2 separate regions of the Homo sapiens genome follow, and region 2 is linked to region 1. A link is a contact called in ENCODE Hi-C or POLR2A ChIA-PET data. All regions are on one chromosome and are shown on one strand. The core of a region is the stretch at or near the end of the contact, and the rest is flanking DNA. Distances in the headings are between cores, read along the strand shown. Region 1 holds the start of RAVER1 (ribonucleoprotein, PTB binding 1). Region 2 has its middle 6.5 kb from the start of AP1M2.

Region 1 (4,237 bases), core at 1-2,500:
CCTAGGACCCATTGTGAACCTCAGCGAGCCCACCGCCCATGAGGGGTCCACAGTGACCGTGAGTTGCATGGCTGGGGCTCGAGTCCAGGTCACGCTGGACGGAGTTCCGGCCGCGGCCCCGGGGCAGCCAGCTCAACTTCAGCTAAATGCTACCGAGAGTGACGACGGACGCAGCTTCTTCTGCAGTGCCACTCTCGAGGTGGACGGCGAGTTCTTGCACAGGAACAGTAGCGTCCAGCTGCGAGTCCTGTGTGAGTCGGTCACCCTGACCTTTAATCCCTCCACCCCTGCCCTGGAAAGATTAGACGCTCCTCTGCACCACTGTGCCTCGGGTGTGTTGGGTGTCTGATCACACATGGTGGTTCCACAGATGGTCCCAAAATTGACCGAGCCACATGCCCCCAGCACTTGAAATGGAAAGATAAAACGAGACACGTCCTGCAGTGCCAAGCCAGGGGCAACCCGTACCCCGAGCTGCGGTGTTTGAAGGAAGGCTCCAGCCGGGAGGTGCCGGTGGGGATCCCGTTCTTCGTCAACGTAACACATAATGGTACTTATCAGTGCCAAGCGTCCAGCTCACGAGGCAAATACACCCTGGTCGTGGTGATGGACATTGAGGGTGAGCTAACACGGGGCTGCGGGTCTGGACCGGTAAGCCGGGGGGCGGGGGGGTTGGAGACAGAAGGGACGCATATTGACTTAGCGCTTTCTCTGCACAGCTGGGAGCTCCCACTTTGTCCCCGTCTTCGTGGCGGTGTTACTGACCCTGGGCGTGGTGACTATCGTACTGGCCTTAATGTACGTCTTCAGGGAGCACCAACGGAGCGGCAGTTACCATGTTAGGGAGGAGAGCACCTATCTGCCCCTCACGTCTATGCAGCCGACAGAAGCAATGGGGGAAGAACCGTCCAGAGCTGAGTGACGCTGGGATCCGGGATCAAAGTTGGCGGGGGCTTGGCTGTGCCCTCAGATTCCGCACCAATAAAGCCTTCAAACTCCCTAATCTGTGGTTTGATTCCACCCGCGCTGCAAGTCTCTCCCACCCAGGTGCACATCCACTGAGTAGCGTCGCTGCGACGGAAGGGGGCGGGGCCTGTGGCGCGCAGACGCAGCTTGAACTCTTGAGAGGTGGGCTGGGGCTTAGCCAACGGGGCAAGGGGGGCGGGAAGGAGGTGGGGTTTCTCCCAGCCAATCGACGGGCGCGCCCTCGTTGCCGCTCTATGCCGCTCCGCCCCGGCTCGCTGGTCCCAGAAGGCGCCGGGTTTCCCAAGATGGCGGCGGACGTGTCCGTTACTCACCGGCCCCCGCTGAGCCCTAAGTCTGGGGCCGAAGTCGAAGCCGGCGATGCCGCGGAGCGCCGGGCGCCGGAAGAAGAGCTGCCGCCTCTAGATCCAGAAGAGATCCGGAAACGCCTGGAACACACCGAGCGCCAGTTCCGTAACCGCCGCAAGATACTGATCCGGGGCCTCCCGGGGGACGTGACCAACCAGGTATTGGGGGGGGCGGTGTAGGAGCGTGGCGGGAAATACCACGGTGCGCGTGCGCGGGGGGAACCGGGCGACACCAACGCTGAGGTGCGCGGGGGTCGTTGGCGGGGGCGCCCAAGCACCGGATCCACGCGGGATCGGGAGAGACCAAGAGCGGGACGTGGGGGGGCGATGATGAAAGGGGAAACCGACTGCGAAGTGAGGGAGGGCGTTGCTAGGGGCGACCACAGGCTTGGGCGACACCAAGTGATGGAAGCGGGCGGGGAATGGAAGGGGGCGGACAGCTTTGGTCCTGTTGGGGAATTGTGAATGGGCTGGTACATTGGACCACCAGTTGCCCCCTGCTTGGATGATGCTTTTCTCCACCCACTCTACCACAGGGTGGCGGGACCTCACATCCAGAAGTTTCAGGACTGCGGAGAGTACGCCCCTCCATATCACGCGTTTATTCACTGCTCTCAGAGATAAATCCGGAAGTTAACAGCAGCCCCTGGGTCTCAGCCCCCAAAACCTCAGGATTAATTTGGGAAAATGGGGTCTTCTGCCACCAGCCTACAGACCTACAGGAAGGAAGCGAGGCCTGTGTTCTATGGAGCCCCTCGTGGCTAATCTTCCTGCTAGGAGTGCCCTTCTCATGGGGCCAGCATGGGGCAGCGCTTCCCAATGCTCTTTGGACCCAGGGAAATGGCATCTATACTGCCCTGCCCTATGGCGGTGAAATAGGTTCTCGCTTCCTGCTGCTGAGATTCCCTGCTCTCCGGCCCACCAGCACACCGGGTGGGCACGTGGCTAGTGGAACCCCAGGGATGTTGGGAGGGGCTGAATTTGGGGACAGATCGGGACAGGGATCATTAAGGATGGTCAGGTTTCTTTCTGGGTCTTCCTCTCAGTGTCTGCAGTCTCTCAGCTGGGAACACATTGTCTCTCCTGCAAGATGCACAGTGTGTCTGGTCCCAGCAGGCGCCAGCACTTTGCCTTCAAAGCTGGCTTGAGAGGCTGGGCATGGTGGCTCATCCCTTTAATCCCAGCACTTTGAGAGGCTGAGGCAAGAGGCTGTATTGAGCCCAAGGGTTCGAGACTAGCCTGGGCGGTATAGTGAAACCCTCATCTCTACAAAAAATTTTTAAAAATTAGCCAGGCATGGTGGTGCGTGCCTGTAGTCCCAGCTACGCAGGAGGCTGAGGTGGGAGGATCACTTGAGCCTAGGAGGTTGAGGCTGCAGTGAGCTATGATTGTGCTACTACACTCTAGCCTAGGTGACAGAACAAGACACTATCTCTAAAAAAAAGAAAAATAAATGAGCTGGCTTGGAAGAGGGCAGCTTTATCAGCAGGAGGAAATTGGGAGGCATGTGAACCCACACAACGTGGGGCTTACTAGAAGGTGGGCTCCCCAGTCAGGTACCCATGGGTGGCTGCGCTGCCCAACTGCATGGCCTCCAGCAGATCTCTTCACTTCTCCTAGCCTAAGTTTTCTCATATACAACATGAGTTTGTTAATACTTCACTTACAGAGTTGTTGGAAACAGTGAATCTTGCAAAAGGAGGTTCATGCAGGTTAAATGGCTTCCCTAAAGGCATACTCTTTTTTTTTTTTTTTTTTTTTTTGAGACGGAGTCTCACTCTGTCGCCAGGCTAGAGTGCAGTGGCTTGATGTCTGCTCACTGCAACCTTCACCCCTCGGGTTCAAGCAATTGTCTTGCCTCAGTCTCCCGAGTAGCTAGGACTACAGGTGCACGCCACCACAGCCAGCTGATTTTTGTATTTTTAGTAGAGATGGGGTTTCACCTTCCTGGCCAGGATGGTCTCGATCTCTTGATCTTGTGACCCGCCTGCCTCAGCCTCCAAAGTGCTGGAATTACAGGCGTGAGCCCGGCCTCTTTTTTTTTTTTTTTTTTTGTTGTTGTTATTTTTTTTTTTTTTTTTTTTTTTTTTTGAGACGGAGTCTCGCTCTGTCGCCCAGGCTGGACTGCGGACTGCAGTGGCGCAATCTCGGCTCACTGCAAGCTCTGCTTCCCGGGTTCACGCCATTCTCCTGCCTCAGCCTCCCGAGTAGCTGGGAATACAGGCGCCTGCCACCGCGCCCGGCTAATTTTTTTGTATTTTTAGTAGAGACGGGGTTTCACCTTGTTAGCCAGGATGGTCTCGATCTCCTGACCTCGTGATCCACCCGCCTCGGCCTCCCAAAGTGCTGGGATTACAGGCGTGAGCCACCGCGCCCGGCCTTGTTGTTATTGTTGTTGACAGTGTCTCCCTTTGTCACCCAGGCTGGAGTGCAGTGGCACACTGCAACCTCTGCCTCCTGGGTGCAAGCAGTTCTCCTACCTCAGCCTCCCGAGTAGCTAGGATTACAGGTGTGCGCCACCACTCCTGGCTAATTTTTGTATTTTTAGTAGAGACAAGGTTTCACCATGTTGGCCAGGCTGGTCTCGAACTCCTGACCTCAGGTGATTCACCCGCCTCGGCCTCCCAAAATGCTGGGATTATAAGCGTGAGCCACCCCGCCCAGCCAGCTAAAGGTATACCCTCTAAGAGCATGTTGCCTGGGTAATAGCACAGTCTGCAGCTAGGTTCTGAATCCCATCTCTGCCAGGTATGAGCAGAATGACCTTGACAAAATTACTGCATCGAGCCTCAGTTTCCTCATTGGTAAAATGGGGGGTGGTAATTGACCTGCCTTCATAGCTGGTGGCAGCTATGAAGCGGCACTGGGTTGCCCCCTTCCATCTCCAGTAACTCCCTGTCTTTTGT
Region 2 (4,436 bases), core at 768-3,267, 260 kb before region 1:
GCCACTGTGCCCATCCACAAGTTGTATAGTCTTATATGGTATGGGAGAAAGAGAGAGAAAGAGGGCAACACGCGCACACACACACACACACACACACACACACACAAACACACACACACACCCCCCTGCATGTAACCCAGCTGAAAAAGATCTGAATCAGCCAGTGGTTATGAGAGGGACGAAGATTGGGGTATGGGGGTGTCACAGGGGACTTTTTTTTTCTTTTTCTCTCACATCTCTGCTGGGAGGAACTTTTGCCTTTTCTTTAGTTTTGTTTTCTATTTTGTTTTCTCAGGAACTGGCTCAGCACAGTATTTTCTTAAGATAGGTTCTTGCTTTGTCACCGAGGCTGGAGTGCAGTGGTGCAACCATAGCTCACTGCAGCCTCAATCTTCTGGGCTCCAGTGATCCTCCCACCTCAGACTCCTGAGTAGCTGGGCATGGTGGCTTACACTTGTAATCCCAGCACATTGGGAGGCTGAGATGGGTGGATCACTTGAGGTCAGGAGTTTGAGACCAGCCTAGTCAACATGGCGAAACCCAGTCTCTACCAAAAATACAAAAATTAGCCCAGCGTGGTGGCAGATGCCTGTAATCCCAGCTACTTGGGAGGCTGAGGCAGGAGAATCACTTGAACTAGGAGAAGGAGGAGGTTGCAATTAGCTGAGATTGCGCCACTGCACTCCAGCCCCTGGGCGACAAAGTGAGAATCCGTCTCAAAAAAAAAAGAAAAAAAAGCTGGGCGCGGCGGCTCACGCCTATAATCCCAGCACTTTGGGAGGCTGAGGCAGGCACATCTCCAGGTCAGGAGTTCCAGACCAGCTTGGCCAAGAGACCAGCCTGGCCAATATGGCGAAACCCTGCCTCTACTAAAAATACAAAAATTAGCCGGGTGTGGTGGCAGGCACCTGTAGTCCCAGCTACTCGGGAGGCTGAGGCAGGAGAATGGCATGAACCCGGGAGGCAGAGCTTGCAGGGAGCTGAGATCGTGCCACTGCACTCCAGCCTGGGCAACAGAGCGAGACTCTGTCTCAAAAAAAAATAATAATAAAATAATAAAAGTAAATGAATAAATAAAATATAAAAAAATAAAATTAGCTGGGCGTGGTGGGGGGCGCCTGTAATCCCAGCTACTCAGGAGGCTGAGGCAGGAGAACTGCTTGAACCTAGGAGATGGAGGCTGCAGTGAGCCGAGATTGTGCCACTGCACTCAAGCCTCGGTGACGGTGAGACTCCATCTCAAAATAAATAAAAAAAAGAAAAGAAGAAGAAGAAGGAGGAGGAGGAGAAGGAAAAGGAGAAGAAGAAGAAGAAGAAGAGTGGGTGCCAGGGGTTGGGAGAGGGAGAAGGAGTGTTTCATAGGGAGAAGTTTTCCTTTGGGAAGATGAGAAAGTTCTGGAGATGGATGGTGGTGACGGTTGCATGGCCATTAATGTGCTTAATGCCACCGAACTGTGCACTTCAAAATGGCTAAGGTGGCCAGCTGTGGTGGCACGTGTCTATAGTCTCAGCTACTTGGGAGGCTGAGGTGGGAGGATGGCTTGAGACAGCAGGAGAGGAACTGAAATTCGGGCAGTTAGGGTGTCTGGGACAGCAGGTTCAGGTGGTGTCCTGTGGCAGAGGTCAGCAGGTGTCTGACTGTGCCAGGTGGGGGTGGTTGGAGGGCAATGGGGGGCCATAGAGGATGTGAGAGTGAGAGTCAAAAAATAATTGTGAGTTTCAGAGAGATCTCTTTAGTGGTGTGGAGAAGGGATTGTGGACAGGGCCTAGAGGCGTGGTCCCTGGGAGAGGCTGGAGGAGGCTCCAGGCATCCAGAAGGAACTAGGACAAGGCCACAGCCTCAGGGGGATGGGGGAGGCCGCCACTGAGGTGGGGCAGGCGGGGCAGGCAGAGCCAGCACACAGAGCTGCTCTGTTCTCTGACCCCAAGTAAGCTTTTGGGCTCATGAATTTTTCATGCCAAACAAGCCTGGAGTTTCAGATTCCAGGGCACTGGGCCCAGGCTTTCGGGTTCTGCTTACTGCCTGAAAACATCTCAGGGCCCCAGGAGATGAGTTCTTCATTTTGTTGTTGTTGTTGTTTTTGAGACAGAGTCTCACTCTATTGCCCCAGGCTGGAGTGCAATGGCGCAATCTTGGCTCACTGCAACCTCTGCCTCCCAGTTTCAAGTGATTCTCCTGCCTCAGTCTCCTGAGTAGGTGGGATTACAGGCATGTGCTACCACCCCCGGCTAATTCTGTATTTTTAGTCCAGACAGGGTTTCACCATTTTGGCCAGGCTGGTCTCAAACTCCTGACCTCAGGTGATCCACCCACCTCAGCCTCCCGAAGTGCTAGGATTACAGGCGTGAGCCACCACGCCCGGCTGCCAGGAGACGAGTTATTTTGAGGTTCAGCAATGTCTAGGCTGGGGTGAGGGCCTAGCAGTGACTGCATCCCCCTAGGTGACCTTCTCAGCAGGCAGTTGCTGGGAGCATGAAGGACCACCCCCCTCCTTTGGGCAGAAGCAACATAAAGTCTTGGGCTTTAGGCTGGGCGAGATGGCTCACGCCTATAATCCCAGCACTGTGGGAGGCCGAGGCGGGTGGACCACTTAAGTCCACAAGTTGGAGACCAGCCTGGGCGACATTGTGAAACCTGTCTGTACCAAAAAGTATAAAAATTAGCTGGATGTGGTGGTCACGCACCTGTGGTCCCAGCTGTGCAGGAGGCTGGGGTGGGAGAATTGCTTGATTGCTTGAACCTGGGGAGGTGGAGGTTGCAGTGAGCTGAGATCACACCACTGCACTCCAGCCTGGGTGACAGAGACCCTGCCTCAAAAATAATAATAATAATAATAATAATAATCAGGGCCAGGTGCGATGGCTCACCCCTGTAATCCCAGCACTTTGGGAGGCTGAGGTGGGTGGATCACCTGAGGTCGGGAGTTTGAGACCAGCCTGACCAACATGGAGAAACCTTGTCTGTACTAAAAATACAAAATTAGCCAGGCATGGTGGTGCATGCCTGTAATCCCAGCTACTTGGGAGGCTGAGGCAGGAGAATCACTTGAACCTGGGAGGCGGAGGGTATGGTGAGCCAAGGTTGCACCATTGCCCTCCAGCCTGGGCAACAAGAGTGAAATTCCATCTCAAAAAACAAAAAAGTCCGGGTGCAGTGGCTCAAACCTGTAATCCCAGCACTTTGGGAGGCCAACGTGCAATGCGGGCGGATCACAAGGTCAGGAGTTTGAGACCGTCCTGGCCAAAATGGCGAACCCCCATCTCTACTAAAAATACAAAAATTAGCCAGGCATAGTGGCACAAACCTGTGGTCCCAGCTACTTGGGAAGCTGAGACAGAAGAATCACTCGAACCCGTGAGGCGGAGGTTGCAGTGAGTCAAGATCACACCACTCCACTCCAGCCTGGGCGACAGAGCGAGACTCTGTCTCAAAACAAAAAACAAAACAAAACAAAAAAACCTTGTGCTTTCCAGAGCTCAAATCCCAGCTCTGCTTCTTCTGACTGGATGACATTGTACAAATCACTTACTCTCTCAAGGCCTCAGTTTCCCTATCTGTCAAATGAAGATAATAGAGTTGGGGGAGGTGACTCGTGTCTGTAATCTCAGTGTTTTGGAAGGCTGAGGTGGGAGGACAGCTTGAGGCCAGAAGCTCAAGACCAGCTTGAGCAACGTAGCGAGACCCCATCTCTACAAAAAATTTAAAAATTGGGCAGGCACGGTGGCTCACGCCTGTAATCCCAGCACTTTGAGAGGCTGAGGTGTGCGGATCACGAGGTCAGGAGATCGAGACCATCTTGGCTAACACGGTGAAACCCCGTCTCTACTAAAAATACAAAAAAATTAGCCGGGCTTGATGGCGGATGCCTGTAGTCCCAGCTACTCCGGAGGCTGAGGCAGGAGAAGGGTGTGAACCTGTGAGGCGGAAGTTGCAGTGAGCCGAGATTGCGCCACTGCACTCCAGCCTGGGCGACAGAGCAAGACTCTGTCTCAAAAAAAAAAAAAAAAAAAATTTAAAAATTAGCTGGGAGTGGTGTTGCTCACCTGTAGTCCCAGCTACTGGAGAGGCCTAGGTGAGAGGATCTCTTGAGTTCAGAAGGTTGAGGCTGCAGTGAGCCGTGTTTGCACCACTGCACCGCAGCCTGGGCGACAAAGCAAGTCCTTGTCTCAAATAAATAAAAAAAAAAAATAGGCTTCTGTAATTCAAGGGGCTGTCTTGAGGATTCCTGCATGGGCGACATTTAGGGCCACCCTCACTTATGGTGAGCACCATTTAAGCCAGAGTTAGTGTTACTAATAGTAATATTTGCATCCAGCAATATAGCAAAGCAGGCGGAAGCAGGCTGGGACCAGATTCTTAAATCCCGGGACTCAGATTCGAATTCTGGGTCAACTGCCTCCTGGCTCTGGGGCCGTGGGCTTGGGCAGGTGCCTTC

Evidence for each region. A loop is a pair of places that touch in the nucleus more often than their neighbours do. ChIA-PET counts read pairs that join two places held with the same protein, here RNA polymerase II (POLR2A). Pooled maps may share reads with other maps.
Region 2: a loop to region 1 is called in a pooled map, with 2.9 times the contacts of the local background. The contact joins the enhancer-like site here to the promoter of RAVER1 in region 1. A Hi-C loop is called at or near these places in 1 of 37 single-sample maps with no recorded cell type and 8 of 50 pooled maps. POLR2A ChIA-PET finds 5 or more read pairs at or near these places in 1 of 52 experiments (activated naive CD4-positive, alpha-beta T cell).

Annotation. Positions count from the first base shown.
Region 1 is chr19:10,330,542-10,334,778 of GRCh38, reverse strand. It overlaps RAVER1 (ribonucleoprotein, PTB binding 1), which reads left to right and starts at 1,250. Exons shown (of 13, transcript NM_133452.3): 1 at 1,250-1,490. The coding sequence starts at 1,272. ICAM3 (intercellular adhesion molecule 3) reads left to right here. Exons shown (of 7, transcript NM_002162.5): 5 at 1-251; 6 at 371-619; 7 at 720-1,003. The coding sequence ends at 922. RefSeq lists enhancers at 1-225, 850-989, 1,230-1,449, 940-1,856, 1,857-2,773 and a silencer at 1,622-1,845.
Region 2 is chr19:10,591,577-10,596,012 of GRCh38, reverse strand. No RefSeq gene overlaps it. Among named protein-coding and RNA genes, the nearest start is that of AP1M2, 6.5 kb to the right of the region's middle. RefSeq lists enhancers at 181-370, 1,845-2,369, 2,896-3,420. Within about 2 kb of position 2,017, at least 14 of the 41 ENCODE cell types and tissues checked have a DNase peak (open chromatin) inside an H3K27ac peak, as active enhancers do.